Linked DNA regions of Mus musculus: regions 2 and 3 are each linked to region 1. A link is a loop called in an ENCODE intact Hi-C map of the cell type or tissue named here. Cell type or tissue: left cerebral cortex. All regions are shown on one strand.

Region 1 (2,500 bases):
AGATGGCTACTCTGCTGCTATCTTGAAGGTCCTGCCCAATCCCTCTGGCCTTCAAACCAAGGTCACTGTTTAAGCCAAACCTCTACTCTGAGGGAGAAGGCGGGTTGCAGAAGTAGGTGAGAGAACAGGGACCGCAGACAGTAAATGAGCTAAAGATTCTAGATGGTTCTTAGTGCCCGCAGAAACACCTGTGTATAGACACTACACCATTGGAAATACCCGAAACACCATCTATTTACCTTTGGTGCTGAGGTAAGGCTAATCCCCCATTCAAGCTAACTGATTCCCTCTGTGACCTGCTCCTGGTCACTGGCTTTCTGTGACACACAGCCTCAGTGTTTATCTTTCAAGCCCTGCCTGTAGCTAATGTGAGGATTGTCCTCTCTGTGGTCTCCAGAAGTTCAGGAATGACAGGACTTTGTTATTTTCGTAGGTTGCAAGGAAGCTGTTCTGTGTGATGCATGGCTTACAGATGAACTTGGCGGCTTTCCCCGACAGACTTGAAAGACAGCATTCCTAGACATGACTTTTGTTACGTTTGTTAAAAATATCATACTTGTGCCTGTAATACTAAGCTTCATCCTCATTGTTAATGTGGATAAATTTTACCCTTTAAAAACTTACACTATCAAAAAAACCAAAAACCAAAAACCAAAAGACAAAAAAGCCTTACACTATCATATGTCTCTGTACATTCAATACTAAGTGCTTTAGTTTTGAGGTTTGTGAACTCTGTTACCTCCCACGTCACTAGTAGCATTTGTTCTTTAAGGAGGGGCCTGCATATGTGATAGAACATTGTGGACAGATGACAAGTTGCTATTATACCTTTATTTGACCTGAGTTATCTTGAGATTTGTCACTTGTAGGTAAACGGTTAGGGACAGGAGGGCCGAGTTGGATCAGTGGGTAGTCCACAGCAGATAGCCTGTGTTTATCTGAGTTCGAGTGTATATATTGTCCATATCTTTATCTCCTTACCTGCCGCCTTATTCCTACTTTTACCTTGATGAGCTGGCAGCTGCATTCAAACGAGCAACTCAGCAGCAAGTAGTCACATCTGGGGGAGCCGTCACATCTGGGGGAGCAGAGGGCACAGTGCAGGACTTCAGTGTGAACCCTGATGGAAGAAGCTTTCTAGGAGAAATTCTTTGGGAAAAATAGATAATTAGTGACTTGCTTTAGTCCTAAATGTAGATGTTTTAGTCTTAAATGAAAAGTATCTTTAAAGTAAAATTTAAAAGGGTTGATGAAGAAACATGCTTCAAAAATGCATTCAATATGTGAAAAAAAAACTTTTAAGGACATAGGAATTAGGACGAGGGATTAGAAATGAGAGTGTGTCTTCCCGAAAGAGTTCTTTTGAACTTGTTTCAGTATTGTGCTGCTTTTATGAGCGTGGCATTGGACGATGCACAAAATATTTGATGTGCACTTATATGCACAGAACCAACGGTAACAATTTGTCTAGCACAGAACTTTCTGGTATTGCTTTGCCCTGGAAGGTCCCACAGTGCCACCTAGTGCCATGGGTTTCCTTTGCATTGTTTTATAAATTTAAAAAGTCCACTGCTCAAATTTTTATAGAATGAGTCACGAAAGCAAATATGTGGATTAAGCAAGATTATAAACGCAATGATACGAGGATCTTGGTTGTATAAAAAAATCTGTTATGTAGATTTCCTGACTTAAGAAATGGTTATTATGGGGCCTAGCAAACACAGAAGTGGATGCTCACAGTCAGCTAATGGATGGATCACAGGGCTCCCAATGGAGGAGCTAGAGAAAGTACCCAAGGAGCTAAAGGGATCTGCAACCCTATAGGTGGAACAACATTATGAACTAACCAGTACCCCGGAGCTCTTGACTCTAGCTGCATATGTATCAAAAGATGGCCTAGTCGACCATCACTGGAAAGAGAGGCCCATTGGACTTGCAAACTTTATATGCCCCAGTACAGGGGAACGCCAGGGCCAAAAAGGGGGAGTGGGTGGGTAGGGGAGTGGGGGTGGGTGGGTATGGGGGACTTTTGGTATAGCATTGGAAATGTAAATATGCTAAATACCTAATAAAAATGGAAAAAAAGAGACTTACACCCTTGATAATTCAAATTAAAAAAAAAAAGAAATGGTTATTATTCCAGCTCACATCAGGAAACTGTCGACGAGTGTTGCATTGTGTGTAGACTGATGGAGTTACTGTGGGCTCTGTCCAGGGTAAATGCCTTCCCCCTTTTATTGTTTGTCCCTCTGTAAGCAGTTAAAGGCCATATTCCCAGGCTGCTTCTGAAGTTCACTAACCAACAGTGTATACCACAGAGCCTACCAATTTCAGGGAAAACCATATGTTCACTTTTTATATTAGAATTGAGAGGACTCAGAGAGGAGTGAAGTGACTTCTGTGTATAAAACATAAGTCGAATAGAAGAATACTCTTTGGGGAGAAGAGCACTAAGAAACGCAATTGAGAAAGGACAGGCAAAGTTCCGGGCAGTCCGGAT
Region 2 (2,500 bases), 210 kb before region 1:
CTGGGAGATGGAAATACCTTGGTGAAATCTTAGAATCCAGCAGAGTAAGCACCAAGTGGAGACTGCACCTAAGGCTGGGAAAGTATACACTGCTCATCGTTGGTACCTCCAGCTGCTTCTTCTCTTCTGTTAGAGATGTGTATGTGTGTTTGTGTGTAGGCATGTAAGGTGAGTGAGAGAGCACGTGTGCCGCGGGGACAATATGGGAATCCCCATTAAATATGTAAGGAAGTAAACAAGACTTCGGACAGTGAATCTGGTCTACACGGTTAAGACATCAATTATAAAGTGTCAGCTCACAAATTAGATCACTACCAGTCAAAAACAAAGGGAAGAAACAATCTTCATTCAAAGTGAGAATATACAACTAGGCCAAAGCGAACACAGTCTAAGTGGGAAGCTGTAAAAATCCAGGACCAAAAAGAAAAAAAGAAAAATGTTTTGAGCATCACTAGCTATACGTATCCGCCGGTTTTATTTTTCAGACTAAAGAAGTTTAATTAATTAGGATGTGCACAAAATTAAGTTGCCAGAGAGATAAATTAATAATTTACAGAGGGTTGTACGGCAATAATCTAATAATAGCTGTCAAGATCAGTGAACACAGCAGGCGCAACTCCTTCCATAAGTGTTAACACTTCAGAGAAGGAAGAAAGCGATAAGAACCACAGTAAAAATATATATATAATATACAGTGTAAATGCAGAAAATCTGCCATCTTTTTTTAATTCAAAATACTTTAGAGATGTCTCTATCATATCACATTAAGCATCAACTCTAGCTTCGAGTTTCAGTCCTGAATCAATTTCTATTTCTGAAAAATAGCTGCAAAGTGTACTTTTAAACATGAACAAGGTGACGTCTGTAAGAACAAAAACAAATCTTACTTGCTCATTCTTGCAGGGTTTTCAAAAGCTTGTCCCTCTACCTTCCTGTTGACAGTCAGCTCCTCGCTTTCTCTGATGAAGCCGAGCAGCCCAGGTGCAGTTAAAGGGGACAGCTCTGCTACAACTTGACAAATTCCTTTTCGTGTTGTGTTGTTTGTGGTTTTGGTTTTTCTTCACTGCGAAACCGGTTCACAATCTCTCTGATTTGGGCTCAGCTGCTTGCTTCTTTGCTCCTGGCTTGGTCTGGGTTCACATTTACCGGAATTGTTTTCTGATAGCCAAAGTAGAAAGGAAAGAGGCAGAAGAGACAAGAAGGGGGTTAGAAAAAAAGAGGGCGAAGGGAAAGGGCCATCCCTGGAGAAGGGTCCCTAAATGCCGGCAGAGTATTTCATTCTCTTCTGTTTCTGCCTCTGGTTGCAGAACCAGACGCGCACCACATTTTTCTTGAGATCCAGCTTTTCGGCGATGGCCGCGATCTTCTCCGAGGAGGGCCTTGGCTGGATGGCGAAGTAGGCTTCCAGAGAGCGCTTCTCCGGCGCCGCGATGGACGTGCGCTTGCGCTTCTTCTCCGCGCCATTGAAGAGCTCCGGCTTAGTGAGCTTCTCGCGGTGGGATTTCTCAGCTTCCTCCAGCCACGCCTGCAGGATGGGCTTGAGCGCGATCATGTTGTTGTGTGACAGCGTGAGAGACTCAAACCTGCAGATGGTGCTCTGGCTGAGCGAGCCCACGCCCGGGATCTTGAGGTTGGCCAGCGCCGAGCCCACATCTGCCTGGGTCACTCCCAGCTTGATGCGTCGCTGCTTGAAACGCTCGGCGAACGCCTCCAGGTCCCGCGGGTCTGCATCCACGTCGCTCATGCAGCCCATGTGCGAGGGCAGCCCATGTGCGTGGGCCATGCTCAGGGCTGCTTGGTGCATGGGGTTCATGGTGGCCATGTGTGGTGCGTGAGCCGGAGTGGACACCACCGTGCCGTCGGGGCCCGCCATAGCTCCCAGGGCCAGCCCGGGGCTTAGGTGCTCAAGCAGCTCGCCCTCCAGCGCCTGGTGCGGCTGGTGATGGTGGTGATGGTGGTGGTGGTGGTGGTGATGGGTGCCAGCCAGAGCGGACGGGTGCGAGATGGGCACAGAAGAAGAGGAGGCTGCCGACGTGCACGGGATGGTGTTCATGGTGTGGTAAGTGGCGTCCGGCTTGAAGGGGCTGTGGTGGGGCGGATGGTGGTGGTGGCTCTTACTCTGGGAGACGATGTCCACGGCGGCCAGAGCCTCGGCACGGGCCAGCAGACTCTCATCCAGCCCGCCGAATATATTGCTCTGCAATTGTAAGTAGAAGGCACACATTACGCTCAGCAGGGAATTGTGAGCGCTCTCTCCGGAAGCCCCCGGCCCAGGGCTCGCCACCGCCACCGTGCCTACAGCATTCCCAGAACGTTAAAATAATAATAATGACAGTGATCCTGAAACTCGGCAGCGAGAAGAGAGGGGAAGCCTGCGCGAGAAGCCAATGTGCAGGGGGAGGAAAAGTGAGCCACAGACAACACAACACAACACAACACAACACGCGCACAGGCAGCATCCCAGGTCATAAAAATTAATATGAAAGGCAAGACCCGTTGA
Region 3 (2,500 bases), 200 kb before region 1:
CTCAAAGGAAAGCTTTCCCCCATACATTTCTGAGTGTCATTATTTTCCTAATTTCCAAATACTAAGTATTTATTCTGATTAAATTACTCAGCCGGCCTTTAGTCAGACCACTAAACTTATGTGCCAGTTTTCTCCCTCTAATTTTTTTCAAACTTACCCTTTTCTCCTCACTTAGCTTCTAGTTAAGTGAAAAATCTTTGCACATGTAAAATGTTAAAAGACCTTTCACCCAGGGCTCCAAATAAAAATAGATGTCCCTGCGTTCACCTTTGAGACTGTGGCTAAGAGCCTAAAGCTTTTGTGCATGCCATGCCTCTGACACTGGACACCATTGGGAATTTAACAATTTGATCATGACTAATGCTGTGGCCAGTGGATGTGTATTGGCAGACAGTACCTGAATCTGTTAGCATGGCCAGGGTGGCTGGATGGAGGCAGGCTCTTCCAGAGACACCTCCCAGACAGCTGAAGTAATGTTATGAAACAATGAAAGCCACACTGGGGAGCAGCTTGGGACCTGAAGTACATATGCTTTAACTTACATTAACAGAAATGTAATGTAAAAGGGAAAGGATCTAACAAAACCATTAATAATTAAAAAATAATTACAGATGGCCTATCCTTACTATTCATAACCACTCAACGCTTTAGACAAAGGAAACGCAGTCCTCTTAACGGCTGAGAGATGTGAGCAGCCTGCCAATGAGAAGTCAGCTTAAGGCTGCTTGTCAAAGGACTCAGTTCTCCTCGTGCCCTCAATGCTACCTACATCCTCTTTAATACTCTCAGACCTTCCTCTTGCATCAGTCTATGCACTGAGTGCTCACATTTGTGCAACAGACTTCTTTTGAGCAGCATCAACTGAGCAGCACAGTCCTGTGTCACAGGGCACATACCTACAGGTGTCTGGAAGATTGCACGGCTGTGTAACAGACTTTGGTTGGAAGGCCACCTCACCCCTCGTTCAAGGATCTCACAAAAACCAGGGCCCTTTAAAAGCAGTGGTTTCTTCCCTGTGCCTGTCCTGACCTTTTATGTACAGAATCTGTAAGTGCCTCACCATGCATTCTCCCCCGTGTATGCATTCCCTGTATCACACTTGTGTTAGTCCCAGCATGGTCTTCTTTTTTCCATCTGCCAAGTCTTTAGAGTGGTATTCTTCACTAAATCAGGTTGTAAACGTTTAATCATGCACCAGACCTTTCGCAAAGGTGTTGGCAACAAGACACGGTGATTCTGATTTTTTTTTTCCGCTGTGTATTCTTTTTTATTTTTCTAGAGAGACGCATGGGACTGCCCCCGGAGCTCTGTTGATGTTCCAGGCACTGGGAGGAATCAAAGCCACCTGGCAGAAAGCAAACTTCACTGCCTCTTCCCAGAGATAAAGGGAAAACTTACAAAAGGAGAGATTTGCAGACATCCAACAGGACTTGAATAAAGTCATGACTGCGACATCTGCTGGGAAGCCACCAGGAAGTGGAGGACTACAGCCCACGTCAAATCTCATGCATGTAGAGGATGTGAAGTCTCCTTCCTTCCTTCCCCATCCCCAGATGGCTTAGAAACAAAACAGCATACATTTTGTAGGAAACAGAAAACACCTAAGAAGAAATGCTAATGGGATGGCTGCAAAGATTATAAATACTTCTCAGCTATATAAATATGGAGTGAGTGAATAAAACATGTTCAATTCCTTATAGGCATTCTCTCTCTCTCTCTCTCTCTCTCTCTCTCTCTCTCTCTCTCCCTCCCTCCCTCCCTCCCTCCCTCCCTCCCACTCTTCATGTGCTGGACCTTGTTTCTGCAATGACAAGCTCACCTTTAAACATTTACCTTTTCCTTTTTAATATTTTTGCATTTTTATACATTAGTTATTGTGTGTGTGCAGACACATATGCACCTGCCTTTGTGTGTGTGTGAGAAGGTTGGCAGACAACTTTCAGCTGTTGATTCTCTCCTATCATGTGGGTCTTAGGAAGTGAACTCTGCTCCTCAGGCTTGGTGACAAGCACCTTTGCTGGCTGAATCATCTTGCCAGGCCACTCTTTTCTTTCGATATGTTATGTATGGCTCATGATTTCCCTGTAAATCTCATCCATGTAAGTGTATAGAACAAACAAATTATATTTGTATGCCCCCAAAATGTTAATGTTTCCCTCTTCCTTTCTCTCTGTCACAGATGTTCATGTGCAGATTCTCAAGGTGGGTTTAGCTGCATGGCGGCCAAGAGAAGCTGTAGGTTGGTATCTGGATTGATTTGCGTGATAGGAATCTAAAGTGTGGATTTACCTTAGCACCCTGACAAGCATGCAGCACGTAAAAGCATGGCAGATGCTCATCCTCAAAGTGCTAATATGATATAATTTGTGATGCCTTGGGCCCACTAAAGTCCTTTCTATGTCAAAGTCAAGGTTACACTCATTTGATGTATTTCTACCCTGCTACACTACTGATCTTCTTGGCTACCATTTATATATCTAATCTAAACCACACAAGCAGT

The links. Hi-C counts contacts between places; a loop is a spot of excess contacts. Peaks named below come from ENCODE experiments on the same cell type or tissue, not always from the same donor. Only the 100,000 strongest peaks of a DNase experiment are listed, where the experiment ranks them.
Region 2: a loop joins it to region 1, with 2.8 times the contacts of the local background. A loop is called at or near these places in 10 of 42 quality-filtered maps.
Region 3: it touches region 1 in a loop (2.5-fold over the local background); 9 of 42 quality-filtered maps call a loop at or near these places.

The regions. Positions count from the first base shown.
Region 1 is chr8:78,647,579-78,650,078 of GRCm38, forward strand. The region is part of intron 5 of Slc10a7 (solute carrier family 10 (sodium/bile acid cotransporter family), member 7); the gene reads left to right. Among named protein-coding and RNA genes, the nearest start is that of Gm39203, 26 kb to the right of the region's middle. In left cerebral cortex, a CTCF peak has its summit at 1,516 (motif pointing left); a DNase peak (open chromatin) is centred at 1,519.
Region 2 is chr8:78,433,482-78,435,981 of GRCm38, forward strand. Pou4f2 (POU domain, class 4, transcription factor 2) reads right to left here. Exons shown (of 2, transcript NM_138944.3): 2 at 1-2,197. The coding sequence ends at 1,256. Among named protein-coding and RNA genes, the nearest start is that of Pou4f2, 1.9 kb to the right of the region's middle. In left cerebral cortex, no CTCF peak of the experiment used is centred here; DNase peaks (open chromatin) are centred at 1,039 and 1,455.
Region 3 is chr8:78,442,612-78,445,111 of GRCm38, forward strand. No RefSeq gene overlaps it. Among named protein-coding and RNA genes, the nearest start is that of Pou4f2, 7.2 kb to the left of the region's middle. In left cerebral cortex, no CTCF peak of the experiment used is centred here; a DNase peak (open chromatin) is centred at 1,474.